Regions from separate parts of the Homo sapiens genome. Here region 1 is linked to region 2. A link is a loop called in an ENCODE intact Hi-C map of the cell type or tissue named here. Cell type or tissue: heart left ventricle. All regions are shown on one strand.

What was found. Hi-C counts contacts between places; a loop is a spot of excess contacts. Peaks named below come from ENCODE experiments on the same cell type or tissue, not always from the same donor. Only the 100,000 strongest peaks of a DNase experiment are listed, where the experiment ranks them.
Region 1: it touches region 2 in a loop (3-fold over the local background); 64 of 110 quality-filtered maps call a loop at or near these places.

Annotation. Positions count from the first base shown.
Region 1 is chr6:133,188,095-133,196,094 of GRCh38, reverse strand. No RefSeq gene overlaps it. Among named protein-coding and RNA genes, the nearest start is that of EYA4, 49 kb to the left of the region's middle. In heart left ventricle, no CTCF peak of the experiment used is centred here; no DNase peak of the experiment used is centred here.
Region 2 is chr6:133,501,518-133,509,517 of GRCh38, reverse strand. It overlaps EYA4 (EYA transcriptional coactivator and phosphatase 4), which reads right to left. Exons shown (of 20, transcript NM_004100.5): 14 at 3,323-3,412. TARID (TCF21 antisense RNA inducing promoter demethylation) reads left to right here. Exons shown (of 9, transcript NR_109982.1): 7 at 2,197-2,274; 8 at 3,248-3,439; 9 at 6,838-7,266. Among named protein-coding and RNA genes, the nearest start is that of EYA4-AS2, 49 kb to the right of the region's middle. RefSeq lists an enhancer at 3,168-4,367. In heart left ventricle, no CTCF peak of the experiment used is centred here; a DNase peak (open chromatin) is centred at 4,527; H3K27ac peaks cover 1,621 bases.

The DNA of each region.
Region 1 (8,000 bases), 310 kb after region 2:
TTATTGTGTTAGCTTCTGTTTCACAATTGAAGAAAGGGGCTGAGAGGGTAAGTAGCCATAGGTTATGCTACCTGAGGGAGAAGATTAGGATTAGAATATAGGTGTGTATGACTCCAAAGTCCTATGTTGATCCATTTCTTGCAGATCTCTCTCCCAAACTTTTAAAAATATTCCTTCCAGAGGAACAAATATAAAATGAAAGATTCAGACGCAATATTGTTCTTACAGTGTTTACTATTAGTTAAGAGATGGACACATAGAGGAGAACAACACACACTGGGGCCTTTTGGAGGGTGATGGGTGGGAGGAGGGAGAGGATCAGGAAAAATAACTAATGGGTAGTAAGCTTAATACCTGGATGATAAAATAATCTGTACAACAGATCTTTATGACACAAATTAACCTGTGCAACGAACCTGCACTTGTAACCCTGAACTTAAAATAAAAGTTAAATAAAAAGAAAAAATAATAATGGCAGATCTTCACACAAAACAGCAAATTTATTTAGCTTCAGTCATGGTACTCTTTACAGTACTTTCTTCTTTTAAGTTTAATTTAATTTTGGATTCATGGGGTGTATGTCTTGGTTTATTACATGGATATACTGCATGATATTGAGGTTTGGGCTTCTAATGAACCCATCACCCAAATAATGAACAAAGTACCCAATAGGTAGCTTTTCAAACTTTGCCCCCCTCCCACCTTCCACTTTTTCAGAGTTACCAGTGTCTATTATTTCCGTCTTTATGAACATATGTATCCATTGTTTAGCCTCAGCTTATAAGTAAGAACATGTAGTATTTTATTTTCTGTTTCTCTTTACAGTACTTTCTAATTAATGTTTACAAATACCACATTGTAGCCATTTTGCAGGCTTTTGTAGAGTAACTGAGATTAAATTTACCTTTCTGCCTAAAATAACTGGAAAACTAGACGAAATCTCTAAAACCATGATTTTCAAGAGGTAGACAAGAGATACCACAAGTCAGTGATTCCTAGGAGAAGCAAAACAAATGAAGTGACTCCAATTATCTGCCTAAGAGAGGTTTTAGGCCATAGTACAGGGAGAATGAACCCAAAGAGAGCCTAGTGATCTTGTTGAGATGAGACAGAGTTGGTAGTCTGAGGAGGTTAAGGCAGCTAGGATTCAAGTGGCAGACTCAGAGCAAAGGGATCTGGACAGAAAGAGAGCTCCAGAAATCTACAGAGGAGCTTCCTTAAATCTTTGGCTGAGTACCATATATACATTAGAGGAAAATGCCAGAATCCAGAGAAAGAACCACTGGAAAGAAATATCTGGATAAATGACTCCAAAGCTCACACAAGGGAGGGAATGGGTTGTGTTTTCAGCAAGAATTCAGAGACCTAGTTCATGAGACAGAATCCTCCAAAGGTATTGCATCAGTAGTGAAGATAAAGTATCTCTAATTAAAAGCTATTCTGGACCCAACGTAGTAAAGCCTAAAAGCAAATCTTAAAACTGATTCCTAAAATTCATCTGTATGCCAGAACAGAGATTAAATCATTTTTTAAAATACAAAAAAAATCCGGCACTCAAAAACAAAATTTACAATCTTTGGCATCCAATCAAAACTTATCAAACAAGCAAAGTAGCAGGATAATAAAAGCCATAATGAGGAGAAAGATCAGTCAATAGAAACAGACCCAGCAATGAAAAGATGACAGAATTAGTACATAAGAATATTAAAACAGGTATTATAAAATTAAAGAAACAGGCTATCAGCAAACAACGGACAATGTTAGCTGGAATAACATATGTCTAATTGGACTCCAACCACAATAATGCAGAACTAAATTACTGAATGAATCACTAATTATGCTCACTAGAGTTTCACTACAAAGTACAATGAATATGCAAACATTTACCATAAGTCAAATACCATAATAATAATTTCTAGAATAAATGAAGAATGAAATACTTATTGTCCCTGCTCTAAAGGATTGCACATTTTGTTCAGAGTCAGAAGACAAGTAGAAGACTTGCTGATTTGTCTGGTACATGACAGATGATTTAAAGCACCATAAAGAAAAAAAAAAAGAAAATATAAGAGCCAGTCTCAGATAAATGCTTTGTAGAAGAGGGAACACTTCAGCTGGGTTTTTGAGAATGAGTCAAAGAAATCTGAGCAATAATTACATGGCAAGAAAATATGTTCTATATGTAAGAAAAAATTAAGAATCAAGGCAAGGATGCAAGAGAATAAAGAGTGTGTTCTCAGAGTAGTAAGTGCTGTAGTGCTTCTCATCAGCCGGAGAAGGAAGCATAACATTCTTGAATGTCAAGAAGAAAGCTAGGGTAGGTATAGTCCTCTTACCTCCCTATTAATTTCCCACATTCCTTACCAATTCGCAACCTGGTATGTTATCTTAGAAAATCCAAGGAAAAAAATTTAAAAATGCAGTAAAAATGTTGTGCTGGTGGGTGTATTGGTTTGCTAGGACTGCTGGTAAGAAGTATCCACAAACTGGGTGACTTAAACAATGGAAATTTATTGCCTCACAGTTATGGAGTCTAGAAGTCCAACATCTAAGTTTTTACAGGGTTAGTTCCTTCTGGAGGCTCTGAGGGAGAATCTGTTCCCTGCTTCTCTCCTAGCTCCTTGTGGTTTGCTGGCAATCTTTGGCATTTCTTGGCTTGTAGATGCCTCACCCTAATCTTTGCCTTCATCTTCATATGGCATTCTCCCTGTGAGTGTGTCTCTGTTCAAATTTCTCCCTTTTATAGGGACAGCAGTCATATTGGATTACAGACCCACTCAGCTCCAGTAGAACTCATCCTGACTTGACTAATTATATCTACAATAACCTTATTTTCAAACACATTCTGAGGTACCGGGGTTTAGGATTTCAACACAAATTTTGGAGGGAACACAATTCAAACCACAGCACTGGAGAAATGCTGAGGTCTTTTAATAGGGGAGAGTCTTGATCAGGGTGGCCCTTCAGGAGAATAATGGCAACAGTGCATGAATTGGGCTCTGAAAGTCTCTAGTCACATCTTCCCTGCTTTGTTCAATATCCAAACACACACATACTTCGTTACCAAGCGATTTCCTGCATCCACCATGCCTTCCTTCCTTTCCGCCTTTCCTATGCTGTTCCCAATCCTGGGATTTCCTACCCCACTTACAGCTAATTCCTCCTCTTCCTTCAATGCTTATCTTTGAAAGTGTCCTAATCACATTCATAATACATAGGATTATGGCTCCAATTTTTTAGAAGCCTTTCCTAAACATCTCTCCATCTGAAAGGTGGAGTTCACACTCCCTCTGTCATGTAAAAAACTTAACCTGCATGTATTAGAGTATGTATTATATTTTCCTATAATTTGTGTACATATTTTTATTTCATGAAACCATTATACACCTCAGGTTAGATACGGTATCTCATTCATCTCATCTCTTCCAACTAGCTTGGTGAGTCATACCTATTAAATAAAGAGAGTGGAGATACCGAGGCAGCTAATTTTCTGTATATACTAAGACTTACTCTTTGAAAAACTGGTGTGGATTATAAAACATAACCTCTACATAGTGCTTAACATATGCCTAGCACTGTTCTAAGCGCTTAATATGTATTTCTCATTTAATCTTCACAAACACTCTGTGAGCTGGGTACTACTGTTACTCCATTATGTAGACCATGAATCTGAGGCACACAGAGGTTATGTAACTTGCTTGGGATTACATAGCCTGAGTGAGTGGCAGATGTTACAATCTGGCCCTCACCCATGCTGCCAAATTGCCTTTCAAAGACATTTGCTCTCTCAGTCAGGGACCTTTACTTTGGAACTATTTTCAGCTCTGCCACTAATGAGCTGTGTGATTTTGAGCACATTATTTAGCTTTTCTGTATTTCTATCTCTTCAGTTCTGAAATGGGCATAGTAATAGCACCATCTTCACAGAATTAATCCATGTAAAGCAGATAGAACATTGTCCAGCACTAAGGCCACCACCACACACACACACACACACACACACACACACACACACTCAGAATAACTGAGAATTTATTGAACACTGTGTAGCTAATTGAAGCCATACTGCCTCCTGCTGATGATTAATAGTGTCTGGCTTCTGAAGAAGGATGGTATTGGCAGGGTTTTTTTTTTTTTTTTTTTTTTTGCCTTTTTATGAAGGATGGGACAGAGCTGTCACTTTATATGAAAACAAGAAAGAGGAGGTCAGAGGTGTTTTTGATAGCAACACAAAGGACCTTTATATGGCTTTAAAAAGGATTGCAGTGTTAGAAGTCGAAGACCTTGGGCTTCCATTGGTTTACAGCAGTCATCTTGACCTCTCTTCTCTCCTTATAAAGGGGGCAATGGAAAGGCAGCAGGGAAGAAGGAAGAAAAATTTAGAAAATATTTTAGAAAATAGGACCTTGAAAGGAAATTAAAAATCTGAATTCTGCACAATAAGAAAATCCTGTTCACTGAGCCTGTTGAACAGTTATCAACAATTCTTGAGAAAATTCTAGCAGTTTCTATGTGGAGCCAGTTGCTTTCTAATTGCTACAGCAGGCTACCACTGGGAAGAACAAAGGAAATATTTAGCACATCATAAATTCTTCTGCTGCCCCGTAGAGTGGCTGGAGTTCAGATTACACATTTATAACTAGCATTTGAGAGCAATTTCTCCTTCACTTTGAGAAAGTTTTTGGGAGGCACTGTTCCTCCTACGATTCTGGAGGAATACAGACCCAGTGTTTAAATTTAACAATCCAGTTCATTTGTGTTGGGATATGGTGAAGCTTGGAAAGATGTAACAGTGAAATACATTTTCCCTTCCCGAATTTGCTTTTTAATGGAAGTCGATTTCTCAGTGACTGGGAAAGTGTACCTCAGATACTGGTGAGTTGTTTTGACAGCTCTCCGACCTGGGTGGTGGTCTTCTCTGAGGACCAAGACTGAGACAGAAGAATAGGCAGGACCTAAAAATAGACTCAGTTCACACAGTGAAGACAGCAAGTGGGAGAGAGGCAGTAAACATGTTTCATGTGGAGTGAAGAAGCTGTACTACAGAGCTAAGGAAGAAACCACCACAATCCAGTAATGACAACAAGAAGCCACTTGAAGCTAAGGAGTCAGAGGTCAACTGAGATGGACCTTGCAATTGCATGTATTTTACAGCTGAGGTACATGAGGGTCTGCAGTGTCTGACTTGTCTTTGCCTTTGGAGAAGATAGTTCAATTCTCTACAGATTTTGATGGGCAAGTTTTCTTAGCAAATAGAAAGACCTTGTCAAATAATTGGATGGTTTATTATTTATGAGTTGTCTCCACATTTAGGTCCTTATGACTGGCCATAGCCATAGGAGTATGTTGTAATTCTTCACCCAGATGATTGATAGAATATAGGAAGCCATTCTCCCCCATGACAGTAAGTTGATGTTTCACTCCAATACGTGGTAGAAAAGGCTGAGATTCATGTCTTTCCAATGAACGAAAAATGTATGCTATTTGTACTTGTGCAGCTATATTTCCTATTCTCCCCGCCCATGGAAAAGAATTGATAATCTTCTCACTAATTTGCCTTAACTTTTACTTGTGTATTAGCTATATTGGGGAAAATTTTCCAAATAAAATTGAAAAACCAAAGAAATAAAAACTAGATAGATTTTCTATTTATATGAGACTTACTCCAAGATACAATTTCTATAGATTTGAACCACAGAGCAGATTTTGTCTTTTTCAGGATGAACCTAAGCCATAACCTCACTATCTTTTCTACCCAAATTTATAATTGAAGCTTCATTTTGGTTTTATAGTGAAACATTACTGAAAGTTGGATAAATTTAACTTACGGTTTTGCTGTATAAGTAGATAAGCTGACTAAATTGAATAAGGCAGCTATTTAGTTGTCACATTTGTTCATTTAATGTTTACAGTTTAACTTCCAATATCTGCTATAATTTTGTCCACCTATCTGTTGCTTGACATGGCTGAATTTCTTGAATTTCTCGAATTTCTCAATTATATTTTCCATACAGCCCATACCTCAGTAGGAAAGAAATAATCTCTTTGTTTACACAGCGTATTCTCTGAACATAATCTAGTTAGGTAGTAAAGTTTGTTTGTTTGTTTGTTTGTTTTGGAATCTAGCATGATAACAAGTGTTAAAGGCAAATTAAAAATGATTCTATACTTTTACAATATCTGATTTTCCTGCACCATCATTCAGATGCACATATGAACTGCAAGAATTTATATCATGTGCACACCATTGCTTGAAAGCAAAAAGACTAGCCATATGTTTGTAAAAATATATACATATCTTAATAAATTTTCAATATTCAAAAAAATGAACAGAAAATTAGTGAAATGTATGGAGTGAGGAATAAAATAAGAATATTCGCTAACAGCTTGTCAAGAAATATGATGTTTGTGAATCTACACTGTCAGTTGATTTTCACAACAAATATATTATCTCTATGCAGCCAAAAGATTTCTAAACTCAGCCAGTGACTCGCTTACTTGAAGCAACACTTGACACAAACAAAATCCAATACAACCACTCTTTTGGATTTCATTTTGATAAAATTTATTTCCTATTCATAGGCATTGATAATATTGGTCTAGAATAACCAGATGCCTATGGAAATTTTGTTGAATAAGTAATTAATTACTATTTAAACTACACACTCTTACTGACATTTTAGTAACTCCAAGAAATTCAAGTATTTAAAAAACGAGCACAATATAAGAACAACCTCCAATAAATGTAATTCTAAGAGGGAATCTTTTATTGTTGTGAAGCTTATAAAATTGAAGGTCTCATGTTTTAAGAAGATAAAAAAGGAATTCTTTCTCTGCTGTGGAATAAATGGACTATCTCACCCATGAATAATGATTAACGTCCTTTCAGTTGGAGAAAAGCCTCCTAGGAGTTCACACCTGCAGCATTTGTGAATTACAGGCCCCCTTCCCTTGAAAGAAACTTAATAATCACTATTCACAGGTGAAGTGTGCTTCAGTTGGATATAAAAAGTTGAGATAAAACCCGTCTGCTTTGTTTCCAGTGCTGTTATTTTCCCAGCATTCCATCCCAATCTGTCACTGCAAAAATACTTGAGCAGCTTTAAAGTTATCCAAAGGTGATGTTGTAAATACCTTTTCTTTTCAGCTTAGTTCTGTGTTTATCAGAAATTCAAAGGTGGTTTTAAAGGTCAGAAAAATAAGCTGCCTAAAAACTTGGATTGAAACCCAAGTAATAAGGTCGGCATTTTTACAATCGTACTCTTCTTGTTGCCATCTAGGTCTAAACTGCCCTTCAGTTTCTTCATTTTGAACCGAAACCTACCAAGTCTGGCCATATAAGTATACATTTAAATAAGAATATAACTATAAAGTATAAGTTTGCATATAAGTTTGAGTGTAAAATTAAACGTACGCAAATGTAAATAAGAATATAAATGTATTTTTCCAATTTGACAGAAAGGGTTTTCATTATTCTTGTTTCCGTTTTAATCTAAGGAAGATGGTTATGTCATCTTCTCTCTACTTAGAGGTCATGGATAGCCCCACATGTCATCTACAGTTTGTTCACATATTTTCTTGGCTCACAGGATGTTTTTAGAAATGTCAAGCTATAATTTAAGATCTAGAAAATTTTACATTAAAAAAATCTAAATTTTGCAATTACTTAAAAAGTCTTCAGCTCTGGCAACAAACACTCCACTTGTATCCCCTCATGCTAAAAAGCTGACTGAAGCTGAGCATTGGCTGCTTTCTGTAGATCCAGCTTCTATCCTTTTTTTCAAAGCTACATGACTCATTTACTGCTTCCTCCCTGAACCCTGAGTGTGTGATCCTAGAAAAACCAAGTTATCATTCTTTCATCAGCCCTCATCTTTTCATATGGTTACTATTCACTAGCCAAACCGACCATAACTGTGTTTGAGTCTGCGCTTATGAATAGTTAGGTTTTAGTAGTGGAAATTGTGGTTTAGATATGCATTCTTTCATTTCTTGACTTT
Region 2 (8,000 bases):
ATTTAAATTTGTATCTTTTAAGGAATTATGTGAGGAACAGCTGCTACTATATATGTTGCAGTATCTACTGAAAGAATGGAGTGTCAAATTAGATGGTTCGGTTTTTTTTTTTTTTTTAAGAAAAGCACCCTGAGAGCTTAAATATTCAACATCAACAATGACAACATAATAAGCTAATGTTAGAGTTACTCTCTTGAGGAATTCTTTTTGTCAACAAGAGTAGAAATCATTTAATTCCAGTTATGGAGCCCAAGACAATTTTTGGCTGTAAGAGGTTTATTGAAATAAAAAGTTGTGTGAAAGTAAAACTGCCTTTCAAAGTCAGATGCAGAAGGATAGGGCGCTATGTATGTAACTGTACTGAATGCTTTTGAAAGCTACTGTTTTGATTCTATTGGTTTTAGTGCTTGTTTACTCAAGTCAGTAAAAATCATTTATGTTTCCTTGGGCACTTTATCTGGATGTGCAAGCATTTGTGTGGCACGCATATACAGTGAGAGTTCAATTTATCTGCAGAAACTCAATTATTTTATTGATTAAGTACAGTATTGTTGAATAGCTAAGTTCTAGGGTTTGAGTCAAATGAAATTCTTATCACATTCTAAAACACAACTAAAAAGCTATATACTCAGAGAAGAGAAAGTCAATACCAGTATTTTCTCATGAACTACTTCTACCAAAGATCCTGCCAGGTATTTTTGAAATACATATAACATAGTACCTGAACTAAAATAAATGTCTTTAAGTGCCATACATGACTACAACATGTTTTTGATATACCAATATTCATTTCAAACTTGCTAGTTAGTTACAAATTCATTATATGCTACTTTCACCTTCTCACTGCAGTGTTCTTTTAAAAGTTGGGTAGCAAATTTATTCCATCTGGCTTCTAATGTGCCACTACAAAAGCTAAAAGTTCATTTATTCCACTTATTTCCAGTAAAAAATAATTAACCAAATGAAATAAGCACTTTTACTTGGATACTACCACATAAAATTTCTTTTTTCTTTTTATACCTTTGAAAAGACTAATAATATTAAGATCCTCTTTACAATGCAACTCATCCATACTGATCAACAGAAAAACTAACCCCAAAAGTTATCGCTGTATGTAAAAAATTCAAGTTGTGGAAAGGTTAAGGTGTTTGTTATTACCAGATATATATATATAAAATCATTCTGTATTCATAAGTAGCAGGATCAATTTAAATCAGGTTTTAGAGAGGTGATTATTATTTGTTATCTAAAACTGAAAGCTTGCCTAGTAATATGAGCTTTCATACTGTCCACTGTAGAAAAAAAAGAATGCCGCTTTAAACAGACAGTAATTGTATTATTCAGTAAAAACATGACTCACCATAGAGAAAAACAACAACAACAACAGCAAAATGCTATTACACAGATTTCAGCACACACATTTATGGAATGTACTGAACCACTCATTTTTACTCTCATGTCTCAAATATAACTCAAACTGGATTTAAGACCTTGTCATTTAAAAAAAAAAACTTTCTAACTGGCGTGTTGGTGGGAGTGTAAATTAGTTCAACCATTGTGGAAGACAGTGTGGCAACTCCTCAAGCATCTAGAACTAGAAATACCATTTGACCCAGCAATTCCACTACTGGGTATATACCCAAAGGATTATTAATCATTCTACTATAAAGACACATGCACATGTATTTTTACTGCAGCAATGTTCAATAGCAAAGACTTGGAACCAACCCAAATGCCCATCAATGATAGACTGGATAAAGAAAATGTGGCACATATACACCATAGAATACTATGCAGCCATAAAAAATGATGAGTTCATGTCCTTTGCAGGGACATGTATGAAGCTGGAAATCGTCATTCTCAGCAAACTAACATAAGAACAGAAAACCAAACAATGCATGTTCTCACTCATAAGTGGGAGTTGAATAATGAGAACACATGGACACAGGGAGGGGAACACCACACACTGGGGCCTGTGATGGGGTGGAGGGCTAGGAGAGGGATAACATTAGGAGAAATACCTAATGTAGATGACGGGTTGATGGGTGCAGCAAACCACCACAGCATGTGTATATCTATGTAACAAACCTGCACGTTCTGCGCATGTACTCCAGAACTTAGAGCATTAAAAAAAAAAGTTATTTAAGTAACTCAATAACTTGGCTTTTCTTTCTCACACACTTGTAAAATTTTCAGCAAAGGATGGGTCAGAAGTATGTGCTCTGGAGCCACGCAAATCTGCTTCAAATTCCAGTTCTGCCATTTAGATAGCAGGTAACTTTAGATGTGATTTGTATGTTGTGGACCATACAGTTTCTCCCTTGCATAAATAATGTGATAAACACATTTACTTCAATACATTGTTAAGTAATTAATGGAAAGTCCAACATAAAATATCTAGAACAAGGTAGGGGTTCAGTAGTAGTAATCTCCCTCTCAATTCATAATATGACTATAGATAAAAACTTTAATTATGAAACTATGAGATAAAAAATAAATTTAAACATGCCATCTGAAAAAAAATGAAAGAGAAATCTCTATTTCAGCATAGTTATGCTTGACTGAGAAGTACTTCTGCCAAGAACCTGAACTATTTAGTTATTTCGAATTCTATTATCTGAATGTCTAATAACCTAGGTCATTAGCACACAGATGGCATACTTTATTGCAGTACACATTCAACTACTCTGAGGCTATTTTTCCTTGGGTCGTTTCATTTTGCTGTTGATTTTTATTTTCTATTCCTCTTATTTGCCATTTAGACACTGTCTTGCCATTTGAGGTTGAAAATAGAAACATAATTTTTAAAATGAGAAAATAAATGCATTTAAATGCATCAAATGTGCTTAAATAGTTCTAGCACTGTTTTATCCAGAAGGGAAAGAAACGGGGAATGATAATGTTAGCTAAAGTTAAGTTTCAGATTATCCACAAAATTAATTGATCCACGCTATCACCATGAATAGTGTCTGTGAATATCGTTTAGTGATTAACCTAGATAGGTTCCGGGTTAATAATCTGGAAGAGCTAATGCTGAAACACTAAAAGAACCAAGAGTCATGTACAGCTGTGGACAGTAAGGACAGCAAAGCCAACAATCTCCTCTTCAGAGACATTTTTGTTCTACATATGTATTATTCATGAACACAAATTAACTTTCTGCTTATATTTGTATATACAATTTTTCCTCTTGACAAGAACTTTATGCTTCTCTTGAGCTGAATTTTTATCTTTCTGTTTTCTCGAGGTTATCTACAGATACAGAAACCATCTAGGAGGTCTGGTGTTGGATACAACTATTTGTACCTTGTAAAATTCTTACCTCTAAATCATTAAAAAACAAATGAGTATCAGCAAGATTAAAAATCATTTCTTCCATGCGGAGTCCAAGGGTTACAGCCATGGGGGGATCCTGTAAAGAAAATGTACACATAATGAGGTAAAATTTCAGTAAGCGCTTATTATTAAAAATATTTTAAGCACATATTGCTGTGGTGGAAGAGGGAGAAGACTGCATGGGTTTTTACTGAAGATTCAAAAGATTTCTCAGTTTTCCAAAAAGGTGACTTTCCAGAAGGTTCAGACATACCAAATGCACAGACACACCTGGGAATTCAGACATACGTAACGATGACTCAGCATACATTTTCACATAAAGCTGTATGTTGAGGAGAGAAGGAGGAAGGAAATCAGCTAGTTCATATGACCCAGTTTACATATAATCTATGGAAAGTATTCTGGAGAAAGGTATTTGGATGGGGTGCTGAAGAATGGAGCAAACTTACTAAAAAGAAAGGATGTCTTTTTAAGAATAATGACAAATAATAAGAATTAAAAGATAGAGAAAAATAGGTCAACTGGGTATTTATAGGACTTGAGTAGAGAATGTTATCTGGAGGTGAAACAGGAAGAGCTGGCAGAGGATGGTGCGACCATCACTTAATTTTTAATTGCATTTTTATCAACAAGGTAAGAGGAATCTCCCTATCCAAACATGTGTAGAGTTTGGTCTAACCTGCATTTGACTAAGGTTGAAGAAGGGAGGGGTGAGAATAGCTAAAAGAACATTAGTTCTCTAAGTGTAATCCAGGTAAAAAATATATGCTTTGGGAAGTGATGGGGTCAGTAAAGAGTTAAAATGACTCAATTTTTGTTTACAGAAACCAAGATATTAAACAGCAGCAAGAAGTCGAAAATCAAGACCAGAGTTGTTACTTTACCATAATTAACTGCAGCTGAAGGCCTAGCATCAAGAGATATAAGACTAAAAAGAAAGGAGCATTTGGGGATAGGGATGGGAATAGGGAAGTAATTCATGCTCAAACATTGTGTTTAAAATTATCAAAGTTGGAATGATGTCTAAAGAAGAACTGCTCATAGGTGCAACTCCGAAGATAAGAGAAAGAAAAAACCTGGAAGGGACAAACCCTTAAAATTTGAGACCAGATGGGTGTTAGCAGGGAGAAGAATAAGGTTTTGAATAAAGCTGACAAGTCTAGAAGGATACTATTGGTTTTGGCTGGGAAGTTATTTTGGAAGACCTCAGAGGGTGATTTGGGTTGAGTGGCTGGGCCAGGAGCCAGACTGCAGGGATTTGAGAAGAGAGAGCCGAAATTGTGTTTTCAACGTTCTAATAGTTGGCATTTCAAGAAATGTATCTCAACTTGGGGAAATGTAATGCAAACTTTACTCAATTTATGATAAGAACCTGCAACCCAGGTCAGGCCAAGCAGTATTCATCTACACCCTGAACTGATTCCATTTGCAAGGAGAAACCACTCTTCATTCCACACCTCCACTATGATAATCCATTTTATTCCTATATTTCCTTTCATCATGTTTTGAGGGGGAAGCCCTAAAGTGTAAACATATTTGAGATGTCATCCTGTGTTCTATAGCCATGAAAACCTGGAGAATAGGAATTAAATGCTAAGAAAAAGGCATTGAGTGCTAAGGGGTCACTGGGGTATGAGAGCTAAACTAAGACGATGTGAGTGAAGATAGAGACAAGATAATAATACGCTGGATTTCAACATAATTTTCTAATTGTTTGCATCTTCTCATTTAGAGATTTATGTGGATTTCATAGGCAGAGATTCTCATTTCTCAGTAATGGATGCTGACTCTTCACATATCTGATGGCCTCCTGGTATTATGTCATCCGGTAGCTTGACTGTGCTGCCGGATTCATCCGTCTTCCAGTGACAGAACCATTTGGGACTATATACCCAAAGATCAAATCAGTTCTGTTTTAGCCAACAAATATTCATTAAAAACAAGAATAAAATTATTAATAAGTAGGCCAGGCACAGTGGCTCACGCCTGTGTTCCCAGCACTTTGGGAGGCTGAGGCAGGCAGACCATTTGAGGTCAGGAGTTCGAGACCAGCCTGGCCAACATGGTAAAACCCTGTTTCTACTAAAAATACAAAAATTAGCTGGACACAGTGGTGTGTGCTTGTAATCCCAGCTACTCAGGATGCTGAGGCACGAGAATCCCTTGAACCTTGGAGGTGGAGGTTGCAGTGAGCCAAGATCATGCCACTGTACTCCAGCTTGGGTGACAGAGTGAAACAGTATCTCAAAAGAAAAAAAATATTAATAAGTGCCAGTTTGTGTCTCAAGGGGTTTCAGAGCTCAGAAGGGCCCCTTGCTCTGTTTCCTTCAAGTATAAAATTCTTTTTTCTTCATTTTGTTGATCATGTTTTTGTTGAAATAAAATCTCTAAAGGTTGTGTAAATTAAAAAAAAAACATTTTGTCTTTTTTGGTTGAAAAATTCCTATAATTAGTCTCTGTCTTTTTGACAGGGTTGGGGGAACTAGGCATTAACTAGGCTGAGGATATTCTATGAAACTATTCTGCCTAGTCATGGAACCATGAACAAAGTCTACAGAAATATCAGGAAAAATCAAATGTAATTATAGCATGAAAACATATAATTCCATTAGTGACGCTCTGTGCTTCTGAGGAATGTTCACTGATGCAAGACAATAAAACTGAGCTCCACACTAGTCTGTTATGTTTCTGATGATTACTGCCCTAAAGATATATATTTCAGATAGGAGTTCAGAAATATCTGATTTAAAAGGTTTTCCTTCTGGAGACCAGGTTGGTTAGGCTCTTATCCTATGATTTGCCAATTTTTCTTTTTAAGTTTTAAATACCATTATTGAATTTCTTATGTTCATTCTTCACATTCTTTGCATTTACAGATCAGATTTATGGGGATGGGAGAAAACATACTGTTCCTTTTGATTGTTACTTTGATCAATTCCATGCTTCTGAAGTACGTAACTCTGTGCTACCCAAACAGTGATAGGAAAATCCATGAAGAATGCATTTTGTACATCTGATAAGCATGCAAACAAGCATAATTTTTTTTAAAAAAAGCAAAATGCAAGAATCTGCTAGCAAGCAAGCATGGCATGTGGTGTGATAAAAACTGTAGTTGAGCACTCCACTGGAATGCAACCCCACGGCACTGGGAGGGCTGGTCATTTGTTTTTCAAGCTGTGGAGATTCCACATCACACACTCTGTGAGAGCCAGGACTTAGTAAGCATTTTGGCAAAATATCATTTGTAACTGGGAAAGTTTAGGTTTGTGGTTTGCTGGAGTGTGAACTAGCTGTATTTTACTAAGCTTTCCAGAGAGCAAGGCCTATTGAAAGAGAGAGGTTTCATCAGCCATGCCAAAGTCTTGGCACAGATGGGCCAGGGCTAGTCATGCCATCAGCCAAGGAAAACCATGCCTGTAAGAGGTGGTGATCTTGTTTCTAAGAGAATGTCTGGGGCAGGCTTACTTTCAAATATCTAATTTTAATTTTGTTTTTTTCCAGCTTACTAAGTCACTGGGACAGCTAATTCTAAGTGAGCAGATTACAGCACTGCATTTTTCCAGCTAAAGGACTCACAGATCCAAGAATCCCAGAAAGATGACTGGACATTTGGTGGGTGTAGCCTTAGCAATGCTGGGCACCCTCCATCTTGCCAAACTGCTGTGAGGGAGCTGCCAGCACCTGCAATTCCACTGTTTTATCAGGCATGTGAGAATGAAACATACTTCTGGATTGAACCCAAGTTTTATACAGAGATGTTTGCTCATTTTCATTAGATGTTTGTAGAATTATGGGCACCTTATGAATCAAGAGTTGCTTTTTTTTAATTTGCATTTAAGTGTAGTGAATGTTGAGTTTAGGGTCTAAAATGAGGTGATAGCAAAATCTTGGATAGAGGAAAAAAGTGGGATAATAAAGGCACTAACAGGGTTTTGTGGAAGTTCTGATATATATTATACATATTATAACAGTTCCAAAAGGTTCAAAGTGTCTACAACAGAGTTTAATAGGAAGCAAATTGAACTACTGCCAATTTATTCTGTGTACTGCTCTATCAAAATACTGAAACTATTCCCCAGACATTTTACTGAATAGAGAGAGAGAGAGAGTGAGAGAGAGAGAGAGAGAGAGAGAGAGAAGAGGAAGATGAAGAAAATAAATAGCTCTTGGCCTTTAAATGTGTGGTTCTAAGCCAGATGTTGCCAGTGTATAACCAGGGCAGGATCCAGTACAGCAGTTCTCTAAATCAAAATACTAACGCCTATTAGCCATGTGAACACAGAGCATAAATTGGAGCCAGACTGTCTGTCTACGGGCCTCTGCCCTGCATTGGGCCATCAGCTGGAATTCCTCCTCTAGGGACACACTGTAAAAATATCTCTGGAGAGGCAGCAATTATGTATTTTTAAAGAAACTAAGGACGTTTTTTTTTGTTTTTTAAAGACATCAACCTCTTGAAACAGTTATTCTTTTGGGACCCGTAGCATATGTGTAGACATGTGCACACAAAGATAGAAGATATGCAAGTTCATCATGGAAGAAAGAAGGCAGACCAGCTCCATGAACCAAGGTGGAAAAAGTTACTGGATTTTTTAGAATACATATACTCTTTAAATCATAAGAGATAAAATGAAATTCAGTCACAAATCAGAACAGAAATTTTA